Linked DNA regions of Homo sapiens: regions 1, 2 and 4 are each linked to region 3. The links are chromatin contacts, found by Hi-C or POLR2A ChIA-PET in ENCODE. All regions are on one chromosome and are shown on one strand. The core of a region is the stretch at or near the end of the contact, and the rest is flanking DNA. Distances in the headings are between cores, read along the strand shown. Region 1 holds the start of TM9SF3 (transmembrane 9 superfamily member 3). Region 2 holds the start of BLNK (B cell linker). Region 3 holds the start of R3HCC1L (R3H domain and coiled-coil containing 1 like). Region 4 holds the start of LCOR (ligand dependent nuclear receptor corepressor).

Region 1 (2,904 bases), core at 33-2,532, 1.5 Mb before region 3:
GATCGTTCTGATTTAGTACAAACACAGTCTCTCATAGAAACTCCTATCATTAATGGTAAAGGTATAAAAAACAATTACTCGTCAAGCAAACTCTCAATTTACCTGACCTTCCTGCCTTGCTCAAGTCTACCACTCTGAAAACCACAGTTACAGCCCTAAGTGAAAGCCATTTGAAGAGTCGTTCACATGCACGTTTTGATGTGAGAATACCAATTAAACAAACTGCCAATCACCTTTAGGCCAAATGCAAAAGGGACTGTTTCTGGCCCTGACCTGAAGACTGGGAAACGTCAAGACCCTTTACTGTCAGAAGCTGCCTTAGTTAGAGACTATCGGGATGGGGGTCTCACTTAGGGGCTGGAAGGTGAGGAGAAAGTTACAAGAAAGGCCTAGGAATTGAACGCGTGTAGGTTGGGTGCACTTACAAGTAAGTATAAACTGCTCTTCAATTCAAGTTTATTAATGCTGCCCCACCCCAGGGTTTTAATCCGGTCTGGGCAGAAGCGGGCGATAAAAGCCAAAGGAGACCATAAAGTGTAGGATATTTCCTGGTTAGTGGCTGCCGGGTAATCACGATGCATCCATCTTCCTCGGCGTCGCAGCCCTCAGTAGCCAGAAGGCAGTCTCCTTCCCTGGGGGGCAAAAGCCCCGAGCCCAGCCTGCCCGTTGCCCCGCTCCCGCGGTGGATGAACCTCAACCCTTCCCAGGCTCCTTCCTGGCCCCAGGGTCCCAGGAACCCCGAGACCCTGGGGTGCGGCGCCACTGAGGCCCAGACCGGGGGAAGGAGACCCTGTCACTCGGGAGCGGAGCCCTGTCCCGGGAGCGCACGGAAATGCCTCCTCCACGCTCCCAAGGTTCCTGCTCCGCCAGGCCCAACCGGAAGGAGTCCTCGGGCCGCAGTGGGGCACCACCGGGCCGCCGGGCACTCCAGGCTGCGTGGGGCCTGCCTCAGTGGGCAACTGGGGAGCTAGCCCGGGGCGGCCGCGCCGGCCGGGGCGCCTCACCGTGTGTTCGTGCTCGTCCGCCCGGGTCCGGGGCAGCAGCAGCAGCAGCAGCCACAGCGCGGCGGCCGCCGCCACGCCAAGAGCGCCAGGCAGCGGCCTCATCCTCCGCGCCCCTCCGGCCCGGAGCCGGCTCACCGACTCCTCCTCCCGCCGCCGCCTCCTCCGCCGCCGCCGCCTCCGCCGCGGCCGATTCGCATCCACGGGGCGCGGACAGACGCACGGGGCCCGGCCCAGCCGCTGCCTCCTCTGCCGCCGCCGTCGCCGTCACCGCCCGCTCCTGAGCCTCCCCCGCCCCCCGCGCCTCCTCAGCCTCTTCCTCTGACTCAGCCACGTCATCCGGCCACCCCGGCACGCGCCGGAAGTGCCTCGCGACGCGGGGCCGCCACCGCCGCCGGGCCGAGGGAGGGCCCGGCAACCGCCGCCTGCGCGCCGGCTGCCCCTCGGCTCCTGGGAGCCGCGGCGCTACGGGCCTGCCGAGCACTCGGGCGGGCGCCGAGCAGGCTGGGCCCCGGCGCAGTGGCCTAGCCTGGACCGCAAGGCCGAAGCCGCCTCCGGGCCGCGTCCCGGTGTTTCGGGTTGTGTAACCTTGGCCAAAATGCTTAAGCTTTTTTCCTGGCTGCCAAATGGGGCCGATCGTCTGACCTGCTGCCTCCGGAACTTGAGGGATCAGATCAAATAACCCTTTCCTGGCGCTCGTCTGCCGCTGTGAATGAATCACGGGCTCCTGTAATCACCGTTAGGAGAGATTGTTAAACTCGTACAGGGTTGGATGTTTTAAAGTTACTGAATATTTACTGGACCCCTACTGTTCAATCAAGACATGCTAAGTTAGCTTGCCATTCTTGTTCATTTATGTGTTTACTTAACTATTTCTGGGTCTCCTCTTCCCAGTCATAAATATCTCTTGGAGTGTAAGCTCCTCGGAGCAGAGATCCTGTTTCCGTATTTCCTGTACCTAGAACAGTGCCAGATCCGTAGTAGACACTGAAACAAAAAATCTTTAAAAAAAAAAAAATATACGAATGTGGCACCACCATTTACACAGGCCACTAAGCCAAAAATCTCGAACTTGTCAGATTGTCTCTTCTCAGCCATCAGCAGTCAACAAGTTCTAGCATTTGGTCTCTTAAAAGTGGTTCAAGAGTTTATTTTTCCTCTCCTTCCTCTGCCAGTACCAACCAGTCTTCCGTATCACTATGTATTGCAAGAGTCTCACAAGAAGATATCCATCACTGACTGATCTTCCTCCCGTTTAACATCCCCAACAGGTGCCAGGGTGATGTTTTTTTTATTCTAAAAAGAAACCAGATTATATCGCTCACTCCCTTGCTTAAAACAGTTCTTCAATGTTAGGTAAATAAATCATGGAGTCACCACGAGGGCGTTCATCTGCCAGGCACTATTCTGAACGATATTGGCTCATTAAATTCTCACAGAAACCCTATGCAGCAGGTACGGTGAAAATGTTCCTGTTACAGATGAGGTAACTGAAGCACAGAGAGCTTGAGTGGCTTGCTGAAACACCAGACCCACTCAGTCTGGCTCCATAATAGGTCTTTTTGCTGGTAATGATTTACCAACTATACAGCCACTTTAAAAAAAGGAAATAGGTAAGTACTGGCATGGAATGATAACCAAGAGGTTCTGTTAAATTTTCAAGTTGAAGAAAATAAGAGTTTAACTTCATTTTATATGGCAATATGTTAGTCTGCCCATAGAAAACAATCTGAAAGATTATAACAAACTACTATCAGTGGTTAACTTTCTACTTTGTACATGCCTATAAATGTTTGGTTATTTTTTACAGTGAGCATGTGCTAACTATGTAATCAGAAAAAAAGTTCCCTGCTAAAGGATAAAGTCCAAATTTTTGCCTATTTTATCCCTAATTTATTTCCCT
Region 2 (2,897 bases), core at 106-2,605, 1.9 Mb before region 3:
ATTACCTTTTACCAAGCACCTCCTAGGCATAAGACCTGTATTCTACTGTGAAGGGTTGTCCCTCTGCCAATCCAGACTTTCTCTTAAATATTGTCTCAAAAGCTTCAATTCTCTGGCTCATTGTTATCTGTGATTACTTGTCTGCTACATGTGTCACATCACCCCCTGAACATTTGGCTAAGTTCTAATATGTAGTCAGAATAGAAAACACTCCCTGAACAGAGGGGAACATCACACACCGGGGCCTGTCAAGGTGGGGGACTAGGGGAGGGAGAGAATTAGGAGAAATACCTAATGTAGATGACAGGTCGATGGGTGCAGCAAACCACCATGGGATGTGTATACCTATGTAACAAACCTGCACCTTCTGCACATGTACCCCAGAACTTAAAAGTATAATAAAAAAAAAAAACTGTTAAAAAATGTGAAAAAAAAACTGCACTCCCAGAACTTTAAAAGTTCCAGTCTCTGAAAGCCATGATGCCATTACAATGAGACAAAAAGAAGACCTTCAAAAGCAAAATTTGGGGAAGTTGTCTTTTCCATAGCTCCTTGACTCACGCCCATGGGGCCGCTTCTGGTTTATTCTTTTTGAGAGGCTTGTTATGGATATTGTTACATTGACATGAGGGCATTGGAAAGACAGATCTAATCCCCCCAAACACACTTGTCATATACACCCACAAAATAAATGAGACAATAAAACAATGAATAACAAATGATTACAGCTATCCTTAAAATTAAATAGTAACCTGCAATAAAATGGGTGAGGACTCAGTTTAGAGAAACCCTTCCTTAGAAAAGTTGGTTGCATTCAGATTCTAAAAGTTGACCTTCAGTAGAATCTAAGCCCTTGGCATTTGTTTTATTATCTTTCCAGAGCTTTACACTTTATTGTAAGAGGCAGCTAAAGCAAGTCTCTCTTGTTCCTACACATTTCTTTAAGAACTCAGTTCACTTCCCTATAGCAAGTGCCACCCAATGCTTTCCCTAAAAGCTCAGTCCACTTCCCTATAGTAAGTGCCACCCACTGGAAACTAGCAAAGCATTCCAGGATTTCAGTATTTCTGAGATGCCATAAGAGCACTGGGGGGAAAAAAAGGAGATGAAGAAGGGTATTGGGTGGGGAAAATCTTACCTCAACTTCTGACTGGCGGGGACGGTTATTTTATTAAGCTTGTCCATTCTGTTTGGTAATTGTAAGAGACACGAATAACTGTCCAGTGGTCACGTCAGCAGTTCCTGGCCCTCCTAGGGAGCAGCATGGTAAGCCTCTGGTCTCAAGGGTTCCGGCCACTCAAGTCTGATTTCTGAGAGTGCAGGCTGCTGGCAAACACCCCTGCTCTAGGGAGAAGTAAAACTTGCCCGAGCACATAGTCAAGTTTCATGTTTCTACATAATCATGTGATCTGGATAGCCAGCCAGCTTGGTGATTACTCCACTTTGTGTAAACTTTAATAATGAAACCTATTGGGCAGGCAAATTTCTTTCCAGCTGCTTTCTTTTACAATCAGATTTGTAACCAGGTTAGGACAAGTTTCTGGCTGGTCACTACTTCCTGTTTGTCCCAAACACATATAGTCTGTTTCCAGCAGGTGCATGCTATAACTGGGAACTTCCTGGGCTCAAGGAAAAGCAGAGTAATCAAGTCCATCTGAACCTCTCTTGGAGACTTTCTGCTTATTTGCATAAAGTTATGGATAAGCTTTTTCTACTTATAGAACCATTATATAAAAATGGCATTTTTGTGCTTTTTCCTACCCCCCGATGCGGGCAATACGTTTAAAAATAAATATCAGGTTGTCAGTGGCATGGTGGTAACAGTTTACTCAGAGAATTAGAGTATCTCTTTTTCTGGAGCTCTATTTAAAATGGGATGGGCAATTCTCTGTTCATCTGGGGGTAGGGATGGATGACTCAGGAAAGGGGAGATGAACTCTATCGTCAGATGTGCAGCCTCCTTATTGCCTGATAGAGTCAGGAGTTACCTCGCCGATAGCCAGATGCTTTCAAACAAACCAGGATGTACCCAAAAGTCAGATGAGAACAAATCTAACAGTTTCACAACAATGCAATTCCTACATCAGGCCATTCTGAAGTCCTAAAAGCAGAATGCCATTCCCCTCCTTGCATTTGCCTCTTTCTGTCCTGTCCACCACTTGCTCATCACACCCAGTGACACGCCAGACACGAGGCCATCTCAAGGTCAGACAGGTGGGGTGAGGCTGGGAGGAGGGAGCCATACCTGTAGGGGCTGAACCTATTCAGAGAACTCTACTTCCCTCCTGGAAGACTTTATATTTCCTTCTGCCTAATCTGAAAAATGCTGATTTACCTGTTGTTTAAAGAGCAGCCCGCAGTCCAGGGTCAAGGAGGAAGAAAATGGGAGGGAAGTGACCTTTTGTACCTGGACACACTTTTCTGCAGCCATTGAGAATGCCCTGCTCACCCTTGTGGAATAAAGTACACGTTTCCAACATTTATCAAGGGAACCAGTCTTCTCCTGGGTCAGAATACACAGCAGGACAAAGTAAAGAGCTCTCAGTTACCTCTCCTGTTGCAGACCCAAGATCTGGCTGAAGACAGTGGGGAAAGAGGAGAAGACAGAAGAGGAGAAGGAGGTGGAGGAAGAGGAGGAGGAGGAGGAGGAAGAAGCGGAGGAGGAGGAGGAAGAAGAAGCGGAGGAGGAGGAGACAGAGGAGGAGGGGGAGAAGGAACAGCGGCAGTGGTAGAGGTGGAAACCGTGGATGGATTTCTTCCCTCCTGTGCCTCTTCTTTGCACAAATGGATGTTCTGTCTTTTTCCAGGTAACCTTGATTATTCACATTCATCACTGCCTATGAATTTCTGGTTTGACCAGATGTTTAGGAGCAGAATCTTCAGAGCTGTTGAAGGGT
Region 3 (3,168 bases), core at 156-2,655:
CATGACTTAGCATAGATTCCAGGCATTGTATGGAAGAACATTGTACTCTGTTCTGTTTCACTCTGACTACCACTGCATGAAGCCCCTGTCACATACACCCCAGATTGCTCAATCAATCACGACCCTTTCATGTGAAATCTTTAGTGTGGTGAGCCCTTAAAAGGGACAGAAATTGTGCACTCGGGGAGCTTGGATTTTAGGACAGTAGCTTGCCGATGCTCCCAGCTGAATAAAGCCCTTCGTTCTACAACTTGGTGTCTGAGAGGTTTTGTCTGCGGCTCGTCCTGCTACAATAGAATCTCCAAGATTTGGTGACCATTTGAATATTGGAGGAAGAGGAAGTGAGAAAGGAGGAATCAGGTTAAAGAGTGAATATTAATGAGTAGGGAGGAGGGGTAGTAGTTTACTTTTCTTTTTTTGGGGGACGGAGTCTCCCTGTGTTGCCCAGGCTGGAGTGCAGTGGTGCAATTTTGGCTTACTGCAACCTCCGCCTCCCGGGTTCAAGCGATTCTCCTTCAAGCAATTCTCCTGCCTCGGCCTCCTGGGTAGCTGGGATTACAGGTGCCCACCACCACGCACAGCTAATTTCTGTACTTTTAGTAGAGACAGGGTTTCACCATGTTGGTCAGGCTGGTCTCGAACTCCTGACCGCAGGTGATCCACCTGCCTTGGCCTCCCAAAGTGCTGGGATTACAGGCATGAGCCACTGTTCCTGGCCCCAGTAGTTCACTTTTCAAGGACACTGGAGATGCCTGTGGGCATGGATGAGGAGAGGTCTTGTCTAGGAAGTTGGGAATACAAACAATGAGCTCAGGTGAGAAGGGACTGGAGTGTCCCCTCTCCCACCCCAATTTTAAGAACTCTGGAAAACACCAATATTTTAGAGGTAAGTTAGAGGAAACAAAGTAGAATGAATTCAGAGAAGGAAAACCTGGATAGTGTCATAGAAAATAAGTGATAATGCCCAATAGCGTCAAATGACTAAAGCTTGAGTTAGATGAGTCCGGAAATACCTCCAATGAGTTTGGCAACAAGGACACTTATGACAACAAGGCATTTTCCATGGGGGCGGAAGCTGCGATGAGGAGTGAACACAGATGAGCAAGTAGAGACAGTGTAGATTATCTTTTTCAAAAAACTTGGCTGTGAACGGAGGAAGTGAGATGGTATAATTGAGTGGAATGTAAGGAGATTTGCGCACGTATATAGCCGAGAGGAATGAGGAAGGGTTGAAGGGACAGGAGCAGAAATGCTCTCCGGCACTCGCCATTTTGCCAGCTTCTCCCCTACGTGACCTGAACTCAGTGGGCGCGGCCGGGCCTCGCGGAAACTACAACCCCCAGAAGGCCCCACGGCGTTGGGGGCGGAGCCGAGGCCTGACGCGCGCCCCAGCGGCGCGAGCGGAAGAGATAGAGCTTCGCGGAGACGGCGGAAGCGGAGAGCAACAGCGCGCCGGTAACAACCAGCCCCGTATCCCCTCCCTCTGTACCTCAAGCTAGGATTTTTAATCCCCACTTCTCCCTTCACAGCCCGGGACAAGACTTCCATTCCGTCGTTTGTTGCTGGTATTTTTTTTCCTCATGTGACGCGAGGGGCCGCCCCCTGCCTGGGGCGGAGGTTACTGGGAAGCTCCCGCCTTCTGACCCCTGCGGGCCCGCGGTTGAGAGGGACCCTCCCGGGGCTCTTTTGCACTCACTGGGGCTCGTGCTCGCTTTGGGCGCTCGCCCCAAATGATCCTGGCGGAAAGGACGTGCTTTTTCTGGGTTTCAACAGGTATTGAGCGGGGTCCCTGGTTACCCCCTCGGGGCTGCGGGGCCGTGGGCCCCCAGGGCTGCCGGCGGTTTCCGGGCTTCGCTTCGAGCCTCGCCTTTGAGCCTCCTCCGCTGCCCGGGAGCCCCGGGCTACGGGCTGGGAGTGAGCAATCTATAAAGGAGCATGTACTTCCTGCTTTTTCTTGGCAGGCCTGCGAAAAACCCCAAGTCCGATCTTTAAAGTTTGTGAGTGCAGCCCCCTCTCAGTTGTGTACGGGAAGGAGCACAGGATTTGGAGTCTGATATCCTGGGGGAAGTCTCAGTCCGCCACTTGGCTGGACCTGTGATCTTTTGTACAGTAGTCTGTTTAGCGCAGCCTCGGTTTCGTTGTCTGAAAAGTGGGGTTAATGTTCTTTGCCCTGCGGCCTTCCAGGGTTGTGGGCTTCAGCAGAAGTGATATTCCTGCGAAAGCTTTGAACTCTAAAGTATGTTTCGGGTATAACCTTGCCATCCCCCAGTCTCCAGTCTAGGTCAGTTGAGTTTTAAAACCAGGTTCATGTCTATACGAAGATCAAATTAGTTAATAAATAGGGGGAAAGTGTCTTTGGAAACGAATCTGAACCATACAGATGTTTTTATGCCAGGTTCCTAGTGAAGAGGTGACCTTAGGGCGTTACCACCTGTGGAGTCAATTTAAAACTTCATCTGGATTTTAAGGCCCACCAGAATTTAGACTCTTCTTCCTCAGCACACACAACTATCTCTTGCTGTTATAACCTTCCTTCAGTATCACACAGGTACAAGCATAAAGCAGTAAACGTTCCTCAGATATGGTTGTACTACAACTAATACCTGTCCCCAGCAGGTCTTGTGTCTTGTGTCACAGTTGAAATTCAGAATATAAATAGCCAAATATCCCATCTGTTTAATTTTTTTTGACATTAAGCTTTGAGACTAAGCAAGTTGCTTATTGTCTTATTTTTCCCCTTACAGAGAATGCTAATTCTGCAATCAGTTTTTTTTTTTTTTTTGGGTAGAATCAGGATTTCACTATGTCGCCCAGATTGGTCTAACTCCTGGGCTCAAATGATCCTCCCGCCTCGACCTCCCAAAGTGTTGGTATTACAGGCGTTTGACACTGTGCCCACTGTGCCCGACCTCTGCGATTAATTTTTAAAGGGGTAAGAAAGTGTAGTTAGGTATTTTTAGTCTGTGTTTATTCTGAATTTATTGATTGAAGAATACTTGAAAATGGTCCAAAAAACAAGAGAGGATGACAGTAAGTTGCATTAGCTTAGTGTACAAATTCGAGCAAATTTGAGTTCAAGTCCTGGTGCTGTGTCTTACTACAGGTTGGAGTATCCTTATCTGAAATGCTTGGTACCAGAGTGTTTCAAATTTCAGATTTTGGTATATT
Region 4 (2,946 bases), core at 436-2,935, 1.3 Mb before region 3:
CATTGATTATTTACTCATCTTAGAGTTACACGTTGTTCATTTATTTGAAACTGAAACGTATTTCCTCCAAACACCGTAGAAACTTAAAGGCCGCAAAAGACTCACACCCACCACCTAGCGGCGAAAAAAGGAAGTTTCAGGTGATACAAGATGTCCTGCCATCACACCTGAAGGATGGTTGTCCACAGCCATTTTTTAAAATCTCGTATTAGTCCTCTTCCTTCAACACTCAGGACAGTATTATGTACCCAGAAACTCAATACTTCCTGGCGTCTTCATTTGACAATACTCTTAAGCCAATGAAATCCTGTGGGACGTTTGCGAATTTTATAAAGATCAATGTTTTAAGATTGGCGGGGTGGGCTGGGAGTGGTGGGGGGGAAGGTGCCTTCCTACCCTTGCATTTGCATCTCAAGCCACCCGTACCCGAGGCCCACCCAGTCCATCTGTTCATTGGTAGATACACCATTCCGCCATTCCGCCAGTGGCTGGTGCAGAGAACCAGGACCACCACCTTTGAAAAGACCTAAATCAATACTCCAATGGGATCCTGATGTCAAGTATTTAACGACTTTGCTTTACCTACTACAGTAATTAAAATTAAGTCTTCAAACTTAAATTTAAATTTCTAAAAGCAGGAATGCACTGTCCTTAATCTTAAACACCAAAGGTGGGAGAAAGAGGCCAGAATCCTAGGGTACTAGGCCTACTGGTATAGGGCGATCTCTTCTGCTTTTTTCTTTCCACCCCATTTCTTTTCCCTTTCTCCTTTCGTTTCCCATCTTCTCTCTTCTCGTTCTCTTCGAAGTAACAGTGACAAAATTAAGGTGATTCAATTATTCCAAGAGGCTTGCTCATATAAAATATTTCTCTTCAAGCCCTTTCCTGAAATCCCAAATTAAAGCATTTCCAATAGTCTCTGCTTTAAGTATTCCTAGTTAAGTCTACTTTTGGAAATATTAAATATTCTCACTTTGGCACAATATTCCAAAATTCCTTGAGAAGTTCGCCTACGATCAGTCTTGCTAGTAGAAACCTTTTTTTTTTTTTATTTAAAACGCTCGATTTCCACTTTTTACTAGGTTTCCCAATGTTGGCGATGTCTCCCAATGACTTAATAACGTGTATCCACTTCACCTTTGAAAATCTTAGAGGTCAGTGCATCCACCGGCATCCGGGAATTTATTCTTATTTCTGCTTCTTAAACAGGCTCTGGGGAGGAGCAGTTTCGACGGAGAAGTTCATAGCAGCAGTTATTACGGAACTTGCAACAGTTGGTGCCGGGCGATAGGCAGGTTGGAAGTGATAAATGGGGCTGGCGTAAAAAACAAAAAGCCCCGGGGAGGGCGGGGGCAGCCGTGGCCTTGGGGGACAGTGCGAAGGCGGCGCGGGGCCAGCGGGACTGACTTCCGGCTGTGGGAAGGCGCCGTCCCGGGCGGCCAGAGGCGGCGGCAGCCGCGTAGAAGGACGGCGGGATCGCAGCCCGGCGGGCGGCGCGCGGGGCGGGTGAGCGGGCCCAGGCCGCCCCCGGGCCACGCCGGGGCCACGGTGAGGTGAGGCCGGCCCTGCCCCCGCACCGCCCCCGGCAGGAGGCGCGACGCCCGGGCCGCGGGTGCGTGCGCGGCCCCGGGCGACGCGGCTGGGCGTGCGCGGGGCCGCGGCGGAGGCTGGGCCGGGCGGGCGGCAGAAGATGGCGAGGGTGTGTAGGCGGCAGCAATGCTCCGTTGAGAGACGCGGCTTTCGGCAAGAACTGGATTCGTGGCGCCACAAGCTCATTCACTGTGTAGGTGAGACCCTCCGCCGACCGCCGCCGCCCCTCCGGCCGCCCCGCCGCCGGTCGCCCCAGACCAGGGAGGAAGCTGGGGAAGTGGCAATTGCTGCTCCGGCCCGCCCGCCCTCTTTGGCTCGAGCGTCCCCCCTTCCCCCACCCCCCGGAGTGTGAGCGCGCGCGACCTCCAGGCGGGCTCCCCTGCTCGGCCGAGCGCGCGCCGGCCCCTCCCCTCCGCGCGCCTCCCCGGGGCTGGCTCTCGGCGGGAGCGCGGGTTCCTCCCCCTCCCGCTCTCCATCCCCGCCTGCTCGCTCCCCTCCCTCCCCGCTCCCGCCCCTGCTCCCGCTCCAGGCCCGGCGCCCCGGCGCCGCCGCCGGCTTATTGTGGCGACTCGCCTCGCGGCGCTGCCGCTGTACTGGGGGAGGCGCGAGGGGCGCGGGCGTGCTCGGCCCCCACCCGCGCTGTGGCCGCCGCCGTCCTCCTCCTGCGCCACCCCTCCCCCACGCGCGGGGCGCGCCCCCGGGTCTGCGTGCACGCGCGGCGGGCTGCAGGCGGGCGCCCGGCGCTCGGGCGTGTGCGAAGCGTGAGGTGGAGATGGGGGCGGAGGGAGCTGGAGCTGTCACAGTCCCCGGGTGCGCCTGACCGAGCCAAGTGGGGTGTCATGGCCGCGGGGGGCAGCGGCTGCACTTCCTCAGCGGGCGGCGGTGGCCGGGGAGTTAATCCTCGACGCACGGGTCGGTGTGTGCGTATTTGTGTTCGGTGTCGTGCTGCGGGAGGAGGGGGTGGGACCGGGTCCGACCGAGGAGCCCCGGCGGGGGTCGCTCTCGTCCCCTCCCGGGGATTGGCCGGAGCCGCAGCCTCGCCCGAATGCCCCGTCCGCCCCCCGCCTCCCGGACCTTGGGCCGCCCTCGGGTGGCTTTTTCCCTGCGGGCCGGAGGGAGCGCGGACGGGGGCGCCCCGGGAGGGGCCGGGCGGCCGAGCTGCGCCTCTCACACTGTGTGTTTTGTCTGTTTTTCTCTCCCAAGGTCCCGTTTCCCTCTGTGCGGCGGCCGGCGGGACCATAAGGGCTTAACTCATATATTTAACCCCCCTCCAAAAAGTAAGTGGCCCGTGTGGTGTCTCCGCTCCGCCCGCCGCCCCCTAGCCCCAGTCCATCCTTGTGTCTGACTCTCCTGTCC

The links. Hi-C counts contacts between places; a loop is a spot of excess contacts on that map. ChIA-PET counts read pairs that join two places held with the same protein, here RNA polymerase II (POLR2A). Pooled maps may share reads with other maps.
Region 1: a map of CD4-positive, alpha-beta T cell shows a loop between it and region 3 (5-fold over the local background). The contact joins the promoter of TM9SF3 here to the promoter of R3HCC1L in region 3. A Hi-C loop is called at or near these places in 2 of 168 maps with a recorded cell type or tissue (CD4-positive, alpha-beta T cell and naive thymus-derived CD4-positive, alpha-beta T cell), 2 of 37 single-sample maps with no recorded cell type and 11 of 50 pooled maps.
Region 2: a loop to region 3 is called in a pooled map, with 7 times the contacts of the local background. The contact joins the promoter of BLNK here to the promoter of R3HCC1L in region 3. A Hi-C loop is called at or near these places in 1 of 37 single-sample maps with no recorded cell type and 6 of 50 pooled maps. POLR2A ChIA-PET finds 5 or more read pairs at or near these places in 1 of 52 experiments (activated B cell).
Region 4: a loop to region 3 is called in a map of CD8-positive, alpha-beta T cell, with 9 times the contacts of the local background. The contact joins the promoter of LCOR here to the promoter of R3HCC1L in region 3. A Hi-C loop is called at or near these places in 4 of 168 maps with a recorded cell type or tissue (CD4-positive, alpha-beta T cell, CD8-positive, alpha-beta T cell and naive thymus-derived CD4-positive, alpha-beta T cell) and 13 of 50 pooled maps.

The regions. Positions count from the first base shown.
Region 1 is chr10:96,585,730-96,588,633 of GRCh38, forward strand. TM9SF3 (transmembrane 9 superfamily member 3) reads right to left here and starts at 1,283. Exons shown (of 15, transcript NM_020123.4): 1 at 1,005-1,283. The coding sequence starts at 1,106. It overlaps LOC105378443 (a long non-coding RNA gene), which reads left to right and starts at 1,335. Exons shown (of 3, transcript XR_946220.4): 1 at 1,335-2,614. RefSeq lists a silencer at 943-1,512 and an enhancer at 2,391-2,450.
Region 2 is chr10:96,270,214-96,273,110 of GRCh38, forward strand. It overlaps BLNK (B cell linker), which reads right to left and starts at 1,356. Exons shown (of 17, transcript NM_013314.4): 1 at 1,139-1,356. The coding sequence starts at 1,185. RefSeq lists enhancers at 102-221, 252-301, 2,411-2,510.
Region 3 is chr10:98,133,252-98,136,419 of GRCh38, forward strand. It overlaps R3HCC1L (R3H domain and coiled-coil containing 1 like), which reads left to right and starts at 1,406. Exons shown (of 10, transcript NM_001351015.2): 1 at 1,406-1,455. RefSeq lists enhancers at 1,833-2,622, 1,965-2,104.
Region 4 is chr10:96,830,613-96,833,558 of GRCh38, forward strand. It overlaps LCOR (ligand dependent nuclear receptor corepressor), which reads left to right and starts at 1,686. Exons shown (of 8, transcript NM_001346516.2): 1 at 1,686-1,787; 2 at 2,794-2,867. LOC102723665 (a long non-coding RNA gene) reads right to left here and starts at 1,846. Exons shown (of 1, transcript NR_135921.1): 1 at 20-1,846. RefSeq lists a cis regulatory region at 34-233, silencers at 1,269-1,568, 1,589-1,638, 1,649-2,368, 2,409-2,468, 2,509-2,748 and enhancers at 1,495-2,209, 2,210-2,925, 2,926-2,946.